Regions from separate parts of the Homo sapiens genome. Here region 1 is linked to region 2. Evidence: chromatin contacts called from ENCODE Hi-C or POLR2A ChIA-PET data. All regions are on one chromosome and are shown on one strand. The core of a region is the stretch at or near the end of the contact, and the rest is flanking DNA. Distances in the headings are between cores, read along the strand shown.

Evidence for each region. A loop is a pair of places that touch in the nucleus more often than their neighbours do. ChIA-PET counts read pairs that join two places held with the same protein, here RNA polymerase II (POLR2A). Pooled maps may share reads with other maps.
Region 1: a loop to region 2 is called in a map with no recorded cell type, with 2.7 times the contacts of the local background. The contact joins two enhancer-like sites. A Hi-C loop is called at or near these places in 1 of 37 single-sample maps with no recorded cell type and 3 of 50 pooled maps. POLR2A ChIA-PET finds 5 or more read pairs at or near these places in 1 of 52 experiments (HepG2).

The regions. Positions count from the first base shown.
Region 1 is chr1:212,236,324-212,240,523 of GRCh38, reverse strand. It overlaps LINC02608 (long intergenic non-protein coding RNA 2608), which reads left to right. Exons shown (of 4, transcript NR_125984.1): 2 at 1,548-1,617. Among named protein-coding and RNA genes, the nearest start is that of LINC02608, 47 kb to the left of the region's middle. Within about 2 kb of position 1,728, at least 9 of the 41 ENCODE cell types and tissues checked have a DNase peak (open chromatin) inside an H3K27ac peak, as active enhancers do.
Region 2 is chr1:211,696,769-211,700,878 of GRCh38, reverse strand. No RefSeq gene overlaps it. Among named protein-coding and RNA genes, the nearest start is that of NEK2-DT, 23 kb to the right of the region's middle. RefSeq lists a silencer at 1,854-1,913. Within about 2 kb of position 2,324, at least 3 of the 41 ENCODE cell types and tissues checked have a DNase peak (open chromatin) inside an H3K27ac peak, as active enhancers do.

The sequences.
Region 1 (4,200 bases), core at 479-2,978, 540 kb before region 2:
ACCAAAGTTTTGCTACCGAGCACTTATAGAACTAGCTAAGCCTCTCAGTCCAGTTTCCTCATCTGTTAAATAAGGAATTGGGCTAGATGATCCCTAAAATCTCTTCCAGCTCTCGTATGCCATGGCTCTAAGGTAAATTACTAGCCTAGAATCATTCTCCACAATGAATACTATCTGCTTTCCACCAAAAACAAGGGGGAAAAAGGGAGAAAGAACAAGAAATTCAGATATTTTGTTTTCTCATATTTAAGGTGAGATGATTCTTTTTATAAAATTAAGATTATTTCTAACATCATTAGATCTTCTAAAAATAACAGGTTTATTAAATAAGAAATGTATATTTACTGTAGAAAAATGTAAATACACATAAGCAAAAAGAACTTAAATAACCTAAAATCCTTCCTATCAGAGACAGCCTCCATTAATATGTTGATGTATAAATGAAAATGTTTTTCTATACACACATATACATTTTTTCCTTCTGAAAATAGGATCAGACTATTCATTCTGTTTTTCAAGTGGATCCTGACATTTAGCAACATACTGAAAAAAATCTTTCTATGTTAATAAGTATACTTATATAGCATTGATTTCAACAGTTATATGGTAATCTGTTGTTTAGGTACATCCCCTATGGCTGGATAGTTACATTTATTTTTCACTATTAACAGTCTTATAAATATACTATGTGCAAACATGTATGTTTTTTAAGGCTTCTGAGTGCACAGCCAGCAGCAATACAGCATAAGTAGGGAGGAAGGAGCTGTCACATCCTTCTTTATAGATGCATGCACTAGGCAAGCTCCTCCTAACAATCAGATGGTTACGGGGAACCATTTGATTCCCCTATGCCATGTGACTACCACCATCCTGGTCACAACTGATTGGATTAGCATCCTTTTCTCCCCTAAAAGCAACCATCTGGGAGTGGCCCAAAGCCTATGAGGGGGCAGGAGACCCCTTCCCTGAGAGGGATTCCTACCTTGGGTGGTGGGTGGACAAACTGAGCAGATTCTCCCTCAAGTTACTGAACACAACACACACAAGAGGCCTTTAGTCAGCAAGGGCAGGAGCAGGCAACAGTGGATTCCCCACAACGTCAGAGAGGAAGGAGTCCTATCCAGTGTGGTTCCCAGAGCCGCCCTCCCTGGCTCCGGCTAGTTTAACCTGGAGGGTGAAGGGACAGCCTCCAGAGCCAGAGAACCTGGCTTTGGATCCTGGTTCCATCACTTCTTACCTAGAGGATCTCTGGTTAGTCCCTTTGCCTGTCTGACCCTGAGTTTCCTCATCTGAAAATGAGGAGATTAACACCTACTACAAAAGGTCACTGTGAAAACTAAACAAAATAATATATTAAAAAGCCTTTAGAAGAATGCCTGGTATAGAATAGGTAGTATTATGCCTCTGCTGGGAAGGTTTGTTTTACCTAGAACCACAGGAGTTTAAGGAGTGCTATAGGTCACTGATACCTGCAAGGACAAACTGGTGACTTCGGATACCCTGTTATTATTAGTTTACTCTTTAAGTGTTTTCGTCTCCTCCACCAGCTTGGCGAACTCCTTGAGGACATGGGCTTTGTTTTCTGTTCCATTTTACCCTCCACTGTGCCTTCGCAGGGTAAGCTCCTAATCTGTGATTGATTCTGCTGATTAGTGAGATTGTCTTTTCCTTGTTGAGCCAGCACAGCCAGTTTGAACCAGTGTAGTGGGCAGCTGGCCCGGCAGCCTAGCTCTCCTCCCTCCATGACAGCCTTCCAGAAGTAACTCTCCCTGGAAGGCAGGCAGAGCACAGCAGCCCTCAGCAGCAAGTGGAAGCTTTGTGTTCAACGCAGAGCCAGCCAAACTCTTGGGACTGGAAGTTGTCACCTATTGCAGTTTGCAGGCTTGAAAAAACATCCCCATCGAAGCTAACCCAGAACCTCCTACAGCATGTGCCAGGGCTGACAAAATGTAGAGGTGCAAGTCTGTTTTAGGGACTGCTTCCTTCAGGAAAGCCTGCTTCCTGAGAAGGCCTGAAGGACACGCCGTGGCTTCCCTCTCTGGTGTGTCCTGAGGCTAGAACCCCAAATAAAGGGAATGAAGTCATGAGGTCAGTGAAAGTTGTTGGTCCTTCTCACCGATTCAGTCCCTCCTGAACTTGCCTGCTGGCCTACCTAGGCCACCAAACATGGGCCTTGAATGCCTAATTGCCCAGCAGCTACCAAGACACGGTTTCACATAAGCTGGAGAGAGGCTCAGCTAAACAGGACAACTAGAGAGGAAGGAGATCCTGAGTAGCAGCAGCAAGTTTGGAGCTAAAGGTGTCAGAGCACAGGGATTCAAACTTTTTTTTTTTTTTTTAACATTCCTCTGTGCCAGGTATTAGACTGGGTGTGTTGCATAATAATATGCATAATAATAATATTAAAAGCTAAAACATAGTACACACCATCTGCCAATTACTATGCCAAGCATTTTACACATATTAACTCATTTAATCATTACCAAAAACCATTGAAGTAGGTAGTATTATTATCTCTATTTTACAGATAAAAAAACTGAGGCACAGTAATTTGTTTAAGGTCTCACAGCTACTAAATGGCACACCTGGACATGCACATAATTCTACTGTTATAATTTGAAACTGTCCCCTTTGAAACTCATGTTGAAACTCACTCTCCAGTGAAACAGTATCAGGAGGTGGGGCCTTTCAGAGGTGACTGAGTCATGAGGGCTCTGCCCTCATGATTGGATTGACTAGTCCATTCCTGGGTTAATGGATAATAGGTTATCATTGTGTGAGTGGGTTAGTTATCACAAGAGTGTGTCTGTTATAAAAAGCCAGGTTGGTTCTCTCTCATGAGCCCCCTCACCATGTGATGTCCCAAGCTGCCTTGGGACTCTGCAGAGGGTCCCCATAAGAGGAAGGCCCCGACTAGATGGAATCCTTTGTCCCTGGACTTCTCAGCCTCCAGAACTGTAAGAAATAAATTCCTTTTTTCTGCCTCAGCCTCCCAAGTAGCTGGGACTACAAGCTCCTGCCACCACACCCGGCTAATTTTTTGTATTTTTAGTAGAGATGGGGTTTCACCATGTTAGCCAGGATGGTCTTGATCTCCTGACCTCGTGATCCGCCTACCTCGGCCTCCCAAAGTGCTGGGATTACAGGCGTGAGCCACTGCGCCCAGCCAAATAAATTCCTTTAAAAAAAAAAGTACCTAGTCTCAGGGATTTAGTTATTGCAACAGAAAGCAGACTAAGACACCTACTGGAAAGCTTTTCAATTAAAGTCTAATATGATCATCTACACATGTATACATTTAATTCTCATAGTAAGTCTATAAGCTACGTTAATGTGGTCTCATTTTACAGATGAGAAAACTGATGGTCAGAGAGGTTAAATATGTTCAAGTTCCATAAGTAACAAGTGGTGAATATCATGCCAGTCCTGTGTGGCTCCACCACACCCTGACACAAAAAGAAGACCTTGCAAAAGAACAGGAAAATGCTTAGTGGGCTTAGGAAAGGAGGCCACTGCAAAACCACAAAAATTGGGAATATGCTACCCTGCAGGAGGTAGCACCCAGGCACAGCAAAGGGTGGAGGCTCCGGAACCAATCTGATTACTTGCCCCACTGCAACTTTCCAATCACACCAATTAGCCAGATTGATTTAAATCTGATAGTGGCAGATTTCTAAACGCCTTTTACAAAGGTGAACCTGGCAATGCTTAAAAACTGGCTCTAAATGCAGCCAAATCTCAAATAGAAAAATCTCCAAGCTTTACACTCTCTGCTCACTTTCTAAGCCACCTATTTTTTTTTTCTTTTCTTCTCTCCTTCCCAGTTAGGATAATTAAGATCTTAGAATCATAGACCTGGAAGTTTAGAGATGATTTAGCGCCCCTCTGCTTGCTTTAAGGCTACTTACTGCAACAGTTACCTCCCTCTGTATGTTTAAACCTTTTCTCCCTGACAGAAGAAGGTTTGCCCTTGTAAATGGGATTGAGTGATCAGCTAGTGGCAGAGCTATTTTAAGGCACCTGCCTGGAATCTCACAATGGAGGGTGATGCAGAAGGCACCTCCTTAAAGATGGCTTTGTCTACCGACCCCCTACTACCACCACCACCCACCCAGGTCCTCATTGGGGAAGGCCAGAGGATCTACTCTGCCTTTTCCAAACCTAAAGGAGCTCTTGGAAGGGTCATCAGGAAGACAGAAA
Region 2 (4,110 bases), core at 1,075-3,574:
AGCAGTTTTAAGCAAAATCTTGAGCCATTTATGTCCAGAATTTTTGACAAACAAAACCAGACAAAACAACCAATCCCACAAAACAAAACTAAACAAAACTAAACAAAAACCAACCAGCCAAACAACCAAACCCAACCAAAAAACCCTAGAATTCATTGTTTTGCGATGCACTGTCACACTGAATCATGCCTGTAACTGATGTTCTAGAAGAGTTCAGTTTCCTCTAAGGGTAATCAGTTATGTGATAAAGAGGTGTTAAATACTTGGTGATGATTTAAAATCCAATCTTAATTTGGTCCCACCTTGAGATCTGTTCATCTTTTTTTTTTTTTTTTTTTTTTTTTTGAGACAGAGTCTCGATCTATCTCTCAGGCTGGAGTGCCGTGCAGTGGTGCAATCTTGGCTCACTGCAGCCTGGACCTTCTAGGCTCAAGAGATCCTCCTTCCTCAGCTCCCCTGAGTAGCTGGGACCACAGGCATGTGCTACCCCATCCAGCTAATTTTAAACTTTTTTTGTAGAGACAGGGTCTCACTATGTTGCCCAGATTGGTCTCGGACTCCTGGGGTCAAGCGATTCTCCTGCCTGGGCCTCCCAAAGTGCTGGGGAGATCTGTTCATTCTTTTTTTCTTTTCTTTTCTTTTTTCTTCTTCTTCTTTCCTTCCTTCCTTCCTTCCTTCCTTCCTTCCTTCCTTCCTTCCTTCTTTCTTTCTTTTCTTATTGAGACAGGGTCTTGCTCTGTCACCCAGGCTGAAGTGCAGTGGCGCGATCTGGGCTCACTGTAATCTCTGCCTTCCAGGTTCAAGCAATTCTTCTGCCTCAGCCTCCCGAGTAGCTGGGACTACTGGTGCACGCCACCATGCCCGGCAAATTGTTGTATTTTTAGTAGAGACAGGGCTTCACCATATTGGCCAGGCTGGTCTCGAACTCCTGACCTTGTGATCCGCCCACCTCTGCCTCCCAAAGTGCTGGGATTACAGTCATGAGCCACCACACCCGGTGATCTGTTCATTCTTAATGGAAAAATGCTTGATACTTTATAAGCCAAATGGTGACACAATTGGCCCTATTTTAGTCCAACAGGGAAAAAGGCAAAAATTATACATTTCAGCAGACCTGGTACATTTGATAGCTTAAACTGACATAAAAATTGTCTTCTAAAACTAAGATAAAACAAAATGGGGATAGTGATACTTCCTCATGGAGTTGTGGGAAGGGTGGAGTGAGATTCATGTGCAAAGAGTTTGCACAGTGCCTGGCACATCAAGGACATTGATGGGTGAGAGTCCCCAGTGTTGGGACCATTGCTGGGGTGGGAGTGGCCTGTGCCTCCAGCAGGGAAGAAGGGCAGATGAGCTTTCCGGAACGTACTCCTCAGAACCTGGGTCCTAAGTCTGTTTGCACGCATGTGCCCTGCGTGTATTCTCTGCCGGGGCATTAGCGGACAGGGACCCTTCTCCACATGAAAGCACTCGGGGAATCACGGCTTGCTGAAGCCAGAGCACAAGGCGGAGATCACCTGCACCAACCCATCCTACATGGAAAGGACAGCTGAGTCCCGAGAGGGCCGTAGGGTCACAACTTCCTAGGAAGCCGGGGCTGGAGCCAGGCCCCCTGCCTGCCCTCTCTGTCGCTGTGCCCCGCTCTGTGCTCCACAGGCAGCTCCTCAGCCGCAGCGCCTTCAGTTCCATCTGGTCTAGAGGGAAGGGAGTGCGGGTCGCCCGGCCCCTGGAAGCTCACCTCTAAAGCCCCAAGGGCACCGTAGGGGAGGCTGTGTCCACAAAGGCTCCTAGGAGGAGCTTTCATGACACTTTATGAGAAAAAGTCCCACAGTCCTGCACTGAGCCTTCACCTCACCTGAGCTCTTCTCAAAGTCAAGTCATAGCGGGCGGGGGACGGGGGGCGGGGGGCGGAAACTGAAGTGCAGAGTGAAGGGCTCTGAGAAAGCACTCCCAGGCCTGGGCCAACAGGCCCCGTGGCACCTTCGGGAACATCTCTGTGCATGAAAAGCTGCAGTCTGCTGTTACTGTTTCAGTAACGGGGTCAATATTTCTATATCCGGACACTGCGCAGTCTCTAGGCCTCCCGAGGGTTTGAGTTCTCCGGAGTCCAGACTCATAAACCACACCTCCCTCCCTCTGCAAAAAAGAGCGTGCGGGTCCAGGTAGGTGAGCGGCGGCGCTGTCCCTTCAGCTCCAGGAGGGAGAGGGCGCCCCCACCTGGTTACAGGCAGCATGGCAGCGAGAGGCCAGGGCTGAACGCGGCGCAGGATCCTCTCCTGGTGGCCTTGTCCCTGGGTGCCCCTCAGAACCACCCGGGGACATCCCCAAATTACAGAAACCTGGACCCTCACCACAGACCCTGAATCAGGAAGTATGAGGTGTGCCCCAGGCATTTTAAAACAACAACAACAAGCTCTATAGAGCTTCTGATAAACACCCAAGTTGAGAACTGCAGGGTATTAAGATCAGAAATGAGGTGTCAAAAATAACTTCTAGCTAACAATAGTTAAGGTGCCAACACCTGTGAATCATTTGTCATTATATGCAAATTAGAGGCCCGTGGCAGTGGCTCACGCCTGTAATCCCAGCACTCTGGGAGGCTGAGGCAGGAGGATCACTTGAGCTCTGGAGCTTGAGACCAGTCTGGGCAACATGGTGAGACCCCGTCGCTACTAAAAATAAAAGCGAATTAGCCAGGCCTAGCAACGAGTGCCTGTAGTCCCAGCTACTGGAGAGGCTGAGGTGGGAGGATTGCTTGAGCCTGGAGGTCAAGGCTGCAGTGAGCTGTGATTGCTCCACAGCACTCCAGCCTAGGCAACACTGAGATCTTGTCTCAAAAAAAAAAAATTTCATATATATATATATATATATATATACACACACATATAAAAAATATAATGTATATATATAATATAATGTGTATATATAGAGATACACACACACACATATATATATATGTATGTATAATTAGAGCAGATATGAGGCCATTCCTCTCTTTCCCTTGCATTCTCAGAGAGAAAAGGCCTGTGTGGGGGCTCTGCTGGGTGCCCTACATGCCTGCAGCCCTCCTGAGCCTTGTTGGAGACTATCACTGATCTCTGCCCCAGTTAGGATGGTTTCAAATTGGTCTAGTCTAGTGCTTTACTGGCTTCCCAAAAGCTTTGGGCTAAGTTCAAATGGGGGACTCCCCTGGAAGTGTGCCTCAAAAGCAGATGTCATCCACACTGTGTTTCTCAGCAGGAAGTCTCCCCACCAGCACAGCTGTTCTCCACTGTGACAAGCATAGGAGCCCCCAGGGACTGTGCTGAAGAGCAGATTCTGATGAGCAGGGCCGGGTGGGGCCTGAGAGTCTGCATGTCTAATAAGCTCCCAGGGGACACCTTGTTGCTCTCCAAGGACCACATGTGAGGGTCTACACCACTTACTGACAATACTGCTCTAGCTATGACCAGCTGGAAAGGCTTCTGAAGAGGAGCTTCATAGCTAAGCTGACCAACCCTCTTGGTTTTCTTGGGGCTGAGAGGTTTGCCCAGACTTGAAACCTGGGATGGTCCCAGGGAGACCAGAATTCTTGGTTACCCTGTGCACAGCTGTGGCCCAATACAATTAGTTTAGGTAAAGCCTTGACATAGACGCCTGAGAAAGGCTCAAGAATGCTTACAAAGAAACAAACAAGGCATTGTAAATCAATCTAGTGTAGAAAAAATACTCTTAAAGCACCGAGGGAAGGTAGATTAAATTCAAGGTCATCATGAAACTGAGCTTCTTGAGAGCTGAGTTCTGAGTGGGATGGGATAGAAAAGGGATTAGGGAATGATCTAGGTTGGGATGAAGGAAAGGGCTCCCATTGCTATACATGCCCGCTTTGGTTAGCGCTGATTTCATGAAAAGCCAGGTTCATCTGAGTTGTCAGAACCTACAAATCATATTCAAGTGTGTGCTGTCATATTTGTATTAAATTCCTGTATCTATATATTTTAGGTCACTTTCTCTCCCCAAAAGCCATGGCAGTTAACCTGGCCCTAAACCTAAGTTGCCCTGGCCTCCCTGCCCAGGTGCCTTCTAGAGAATGTCACATAATGCAGTGGTTTAATGGACTTCCCTGGTGAC